2 separate regions of the Homo sapiens genome follow, and region 1 is linked to region 2. The links are chromatin loops, found by intact Hi-C in ENCODE. Cell type or tissue: MCF 10A. All regions are shown on one strand. Links, peaks and the distances in the headings refer to the core of each region. The heading gives the core; the rest is flanking DNA.

Evidence for each region. A loop is a pair of places that touch in the nucleus more often than their neighbours do. Peaks named below come from ENCODE experiments on the same cell type or tissue, not always from the same donor. Only the 100,000 strongest peaks of a DNase experiment are listed, where the experiment ranks them.
Region 1: it touches region 2 in a loop (11-fold over the local background); 11 of 110 quality-filtered maps call a loop at or near these places.

Annotation. Positions count from the first base shown.
Region 1 is chr9:89,596,950-89,599,864 of GRCh38, reverse strand. It overlaps LOC105376139 (a long non-coding RNA gene), which reads left to right. Exons shown (of 2, transcript XR_930105.3): 2 at 1-1,069. Among named protein-coding and RNA genes, the nearest start is that of GADD45G, 6.6 kb to the left of the region's middle. In MCF 10A, for the core only: a CTCF peak has its summit at 1,560 (motif pointing left); a DNase peak (open chromatin) is centred at 1,554.
Region 2 is chr9:90,641,610-90,644,524 of GRCh38, reverse strand. It overlaps DIRAS2 (DIRAS family GTPase 2), which reads left to right and starts at 1,701. Exons shown (of 2, transcript NM_017594.5): 1 at 1,701-1,773. RefSeq lists a silencer at 1,713-1,762. In MCF 10A, for the core only: a CTCF peak has its summit at 1,397 (motif pointing right); no DNase peak of the experiment used is centred there.

The DNA.
Region 1 (2,915 bases), core at 133-2,632, 1.0 Mb after region 2:
TTGTGGAGCAGGACTCAAAGCTGGACTTAGCTGCTTGCTAACTTTGACCTTGAGTGAAGAGTTAGCAGATGATTTAAAGTGTAAAGTAGAAAGAATTCATGCTGGTTAGCCCATTAAATACCCGTTAATTAAGCTCTCCAAAAACGCCATTCAAAAATGTATATGATAATCAAATATTTATTGCAATGTTTCTTAAAATAGTGAAAAATTAGAAAACATTATAGGGGGCTAGTGTTAAATCATGGTGTAACCAGAAATGAAACATTATGCAACCATAAAAAGGAGTTCTGAAGAGTAGTTCCCGGCATGATATAATGTGAAAAAAAGCAAAATACGAAATTGTGCAATTCTAATTTTGCAAAAACTTTCAGCGTACACGACTATCACTGTATAAAGTCACAAAGTAGGAATGGTGATTGTATCTTGGAGTGATGAGATTATAAGTGATTTTTAATTTTCTTCACTATGCTTTACTGCAATTAAACATTTACAATTCAATTTTATTTAACAAAAATATATAAAACTTCTCAAATGGAGTAACTTCAGTACCAGACATCCTCAACCTGACTGCTCTGGAGGTTATTGTGCAGAGCAATCTTTGACCATATGGTCACAGATCCAGAAGCCAGACGTCTGTGGGGCTTTGCTCCTGAGACTGTGACCTTTGATTCCTGCACTCCTCCTCTTGCCATCTGACGCCGGTCTGCGCCTGTGACTGAGTGAAAATCGTCATAACTGTACTCGGAGGTTAACTCTGGCATGACTGGGATGGAATCCCAGGCAACATGCTGGAGGCAGGAAAGAAGGCCAGCCGGCAAGTCAGAACCAAACACCCTGGACGGCACCTTTCCTTACAAATGCGGTTCACAGGACCCTTGGGGATCCTCTGCGCACACTGAGGCAAGCAGCAATGGAAGAAATTATCTTCCACTCCCTTCTTGTTGAAAATGTCTGTTTTCCAGAAATGAATTACAGTAATAGATTATGAAAATTGTTTCCATTGCCTACATAACACAGCAGGGAATTCTAAAATTTCAAAACATGTAATATACTCAACCTGTGCTTGAGACTGTAGGGTATTATTTAATTTTTCAGTGTTTGAATTTTGTCTGTTTGAGAAGGGTGTGGCACTCCTTGAGTACACTATTAGTAGTATTGTTGTTATTTTATTTACTAGACTTTTCCAGGACTTGCTGTGCACCAAGCACTGTTCCAAGCACTTTGAAAACATTGTTTAATTCTCATAACAAACTCGTTATGTAGGTGCTATTATCACCATTTTAGGCATGAGGAATCTTGGGCACAGAGAGGTTGAACAACTTGCTCAAGGTCACACAGCCAGGAGGTGGCAAAGCTGGGTGTTCTGAGCTCCTCTCTGAAGCAAGAGGGAACAGATGAATTTCACTGTGAAACCATTTCTCGAGCCTTTAGAACAAACCATTTGACCACCAAGGACAAGGAGAGCATCCAGGTGAAAATGAGGTTTCAAAACCATTTTTGGTTCTCCTCAGGAACCCTGAATCCAACAGTGCCTGTCCCAATGTCATGGTTGCAGGGTGACATCTTGCGGTCAAAGAGAATATCGCTTCCAGCCCTAAAAAGTAGCTTCTAACACCTCAGCTGGCCTAAACCCTTCCAGGCCTGCAAGTGCTGCCCTGTAAGCGTGTTTCTGGTGAGCCCATGGGCTCTCATCACACATTAAGGTTAATATCCAGATGCAGCAGACCCTGGTAACAGTGGGCTCAGACCCCACTGTGCCACAGCTGGGCAGCCCCCGAGAAGTCAGGCCGGCTCAGAGGATGGTGCAGTAGGGTTTGGTAGTCACAGAGCAGTGTGAACCACCATCAACAAGGAAAAGAGACCCCACCATCAGGGAGCGTTCCTGTGTCAGCTGTAATACCCATGCCCACTTCACAGATAGGAGTACTCAGTTTCAGGGAGTTTAACGACATGCCCAAGGTCACACAGCCAATGGTGGAGCTGGGATTCTAGCCAGCATGTGCCAGGCCTCCAGCCTCAGGTTCATTGGGCCACACCACAGGCAGAACATTGGCTTACAGCTAAACAGCTACCCTGGGGCACAGCCTACTGTGCAACTCAGCTGTACTTGGGAGGATCAGTCAGGGTGTATACCCTGCTTTTCTTACAAAATCAGGAATTCTCTGAATCACCCATGGTCTTCAGTTCTGAATTCCCCTCATCAGCCACACAATGTGAAGTATATAGGTTATTTTTTCTTACTCACAAACCCACAGGCAAATTTAAACTTGGGAGGGACCTGCAAGGTAACTTCCTCCAAAACTCTGCCTAATTTACCAATCTCTTCAGCAACACCCGACATGAACAGCCTGCCACGGGTGAAATCCCATATGCGGCATGACATCCACCCCAGGGAAGGTGAGTCCCACTTGCTGGTGCATTTCCCATGCACCCAACACCTCCCAGCGTTGCCCTCTCAAAAGGAACAGGAGTCACAGCTCCTTCATCTCCAAAGCACGCAGGTGCACCCTGAAGATGCCCATAGACCTCTGCTGCCCAGTGCATCCAGGGCCAGCAGCCTCAGCTTCCCCTGGGAGCTAATTAGCCTCACAGAATCAGAATCTGCCTTTTAACAAGAGCCCAGGGTAATGCATGCATGCATGCACATAAGTGTGTGGTCATTCATTCGCCAAAAGGTGCAAGGTATAGGGTGGATGGGAGGCGCTGTTTCAGAATCTAAGGGGCAGGATGGTGTGAGGCCCCCACAGGAAGCCGCTGTCAGGCAAGGGCAGATGTGAGAAATATAGACTAGTTGCAGAACCTTGAGGCTTATCACGGTCATGGCCACTCTTCAGATTACCTCTGAATCTGAGAACCGGTGAGGGGGCAGACTGCTCACGAGCCCTCGGGTCTGCTCTCTGATGATCCACAGTAAT
Region 2 (2,915 bases), core at 290-2,789:
ATTAAGTGAGTTGCTCCTTGTTTAAATGAGGCCTTTGGGCCTCTGCTTCACATTCTCAGAACAAATAATGATGGCATGTGGCAAAAGGCAGGCTTCTTCTGCATTGTGGGATATTCAGCATAGAACTGGCTCTCTTTATCAGCTCCTGATTTGCTCTCCCTGCTTCCATACTAGCACTGGATTTTTGCTTATTTAATCTTTTTACCCTCCTTTGTTTAGTTCTTAAATTCCATTTTGTCATTTAACCTGATAACCTACATTTTGGTTGTCATGGAAAACAACATCCTGACTTATAAAACTGGAAGGTTGTTTCAGGACCCAGAAACTGCATCAGGCAGTGCTCAGAATCCACTGTCATCATATTTGGAGCCTCCTCTGGGATGGGTTTCTGAGTGGCCATATATTCCTTTGCAATGAAGAGGAGACTGTGGAGGACAGGGTGACCACTCTGCTTTTAGACATCATTAGTGTAGGGGCAGGTTTGTTGAAGTAGCCTTAAATGACTTTAGTAAAAAGAGTGTATTTTTATTTTTATATTCCAATGGCTGTAGGATCAAGGCCAGAATTAGGATGAACTGGGGAATAAAATAAGTTTTCTTGACTATAAGTTGTAAAATGCGTAGTTTTTAAGTATGATTTTTAAAAAGCATATTTCCTGTGAATAGCAGGGCAGAATTTTACTATGGAAATGAACTTCAAAGGTTAACATGTTTTAATTATTTAGAAAGTGAAGACGGGATTAAAACAGATAAATAGGATTCTACAACAAAAATCAAATGTAAAGAACTACAGAATATTAATTTTGCTCAAGTCTTTTAGCATATTTGGTATTACAAAAGAATGAGTAATATAACCAAGAGAAGAAATCTTCCTTCAGTCTGTAGTTTAAACTTAACATGGATCAATGTTATGCTCAAGCACTTTTAAAAATGCCTGCACAGAATTGTTAGCCATTAATATTTTTTCTTGCTGATTCACCTGTTTTTTAATCAACGCGTCTTTGACAAAATTGTTTATCAATGTCAGGAAATAAACGTGGTCATTTGCTTGAAATGCTAATGTGAAACCACTCAGTGAAAAAGCAATTCTAATCCAAGCTTGCCAATGGCGGTGTTGTCATAGGATCCTATTAAATTAGAATATATTAATCTACACTGTGTGGTTGGCTATGGTATGGGGCAGGGCATTTCGTCTGCCTTTAAATGAGTCGGTTTTTAAAAGTTAAAATCTGGAAATGGAAAAAAAAAGTCTATATGGTTAGTAGCGATTATAGTTCGCAATGCGAACAAAAGAATCTGGTTCCCTTTCAATGGAATTATTTTAATTCATTAAATTATCAGAAAATTCCAGTCCTCGCCATCTATTCCAAGAGCATGCAGTAGGTGGCACCTAAAAGCTCTTTGGAGGCGAACAGGCGCCATTTAAGCAGGAGCAGCAGCCTCTGCAGCAGTTGGCACATCTGAGAAGGCAGAGATTGAAGAGAGTAGGAGGAGCGTGCAGCGGCGGTGACAGTGCCAGGCCGGAGCGGCTCAGGCCAGCGCAGGTGCAGGGGCTGCGAGCGGGTGGAGCGCGAGGGCGCTGGGCGCAGGGAGCACGGCCGGTGGGCGGTGCAGGGCGCACGGCGGGCGAGCAGCTGACAGCATCGTCACGGCGGCGGGAGGGAGTGCGCTGCGCCTGCCTCCGGGAGGAGCCGCATCCACACACCCTGCGCTGCCCTGTCCTGCGCGAGTGGAGCTCTGAAGAAGCTCTGAGCGGAGTTGTGTTCTTCCCCAGGTAACCGATTTCCCCCTTCTGCCGTGGCTTCGCTGCGTCCGCATTGGGGCACGGGCGGCTTTGGCATGATTGTTTGCCAGCCCCTGGAAAGGGATTACCGCTCTCAGGGAGGGCGAGTCAGCGTGTACTGGAGTTGGTAAGAGGGGAAGAAATCTGCATTTCTGTATCCTTGTTAGGGAGGGTGAGCATCATGCTGTCCTTGTCTAAAACATGTTCTTTTTTAAAAATCTGTATCTTACGTATTATTAGGGATTCCTTCCAAAACAGGATTTACCGTTTTGGAAAATTCTACTGTGCAGGTGTTTCTGTTAATGTGGAAGTTTAATGGATTTAGGAAAAGAGTAAGAAGATGTGGTCTAAAGTGAGAAAAAAGCCAAGCACGCTAGGGACTGCCGTTTGGTTCGGCATGCTTTCATCCTCGACTCCTTCACTTCATGCGCTTGGCCGAGACCTGTCTAAATCTTTTGTTTGTCTTCTTAAAGAATGTGTTTCATGATATCTACATGTGCTCCTTTCCGCTTCCTTGTTGTAAGAGCAGAAGATGGGCAAGGGGCTGCATCCAGTCCTTAGTTGTAAGACTGTGGTTTCCCATCAGATGACAATGACTGCTGACAGCTCCCAGGCTCGCCTGAAAAGCAGTGCTGGCTTCTGGCGTTGTGGGAACCTGCCTCTCTCCTTCTCTCTTGAAAAATGCTGTTTTTCCTCTTTAAAACTCCAATTCACATTCTATGTGGGTTTGGGAGACTTTTAAACTAGAAGCTCTGTGAATCATCTGTTACATCCATTGAATGCTGGAATACAACATTGTGGTGGAATTCAGTTTCTTCCTACTGTGCAGAGACACAGCTTGCCTTCCCTAGGAATTTATTTTACATATTTGCCCTCGTTATCTTTTAAATGGATCCCTTCAGATGTGAGAAGCTAGTCCAGCATATCAGAACTTTTCTGCTTCAAACTAAAAATTTTCAAAAATATTATTTTTGAGGAAGATTTTCCAGGTAACGCTAAAAGTCTGGAGCATTTTACATTTCAAATCAGTCACAATGTGCTCCATTTCCAGTGACATTTGGATTTGAGGAGGTGGAGGGGGAGGGAGAGAAAAGGGGAGGATAAAATTAGAATAAATTTAACAAATTTGTAGG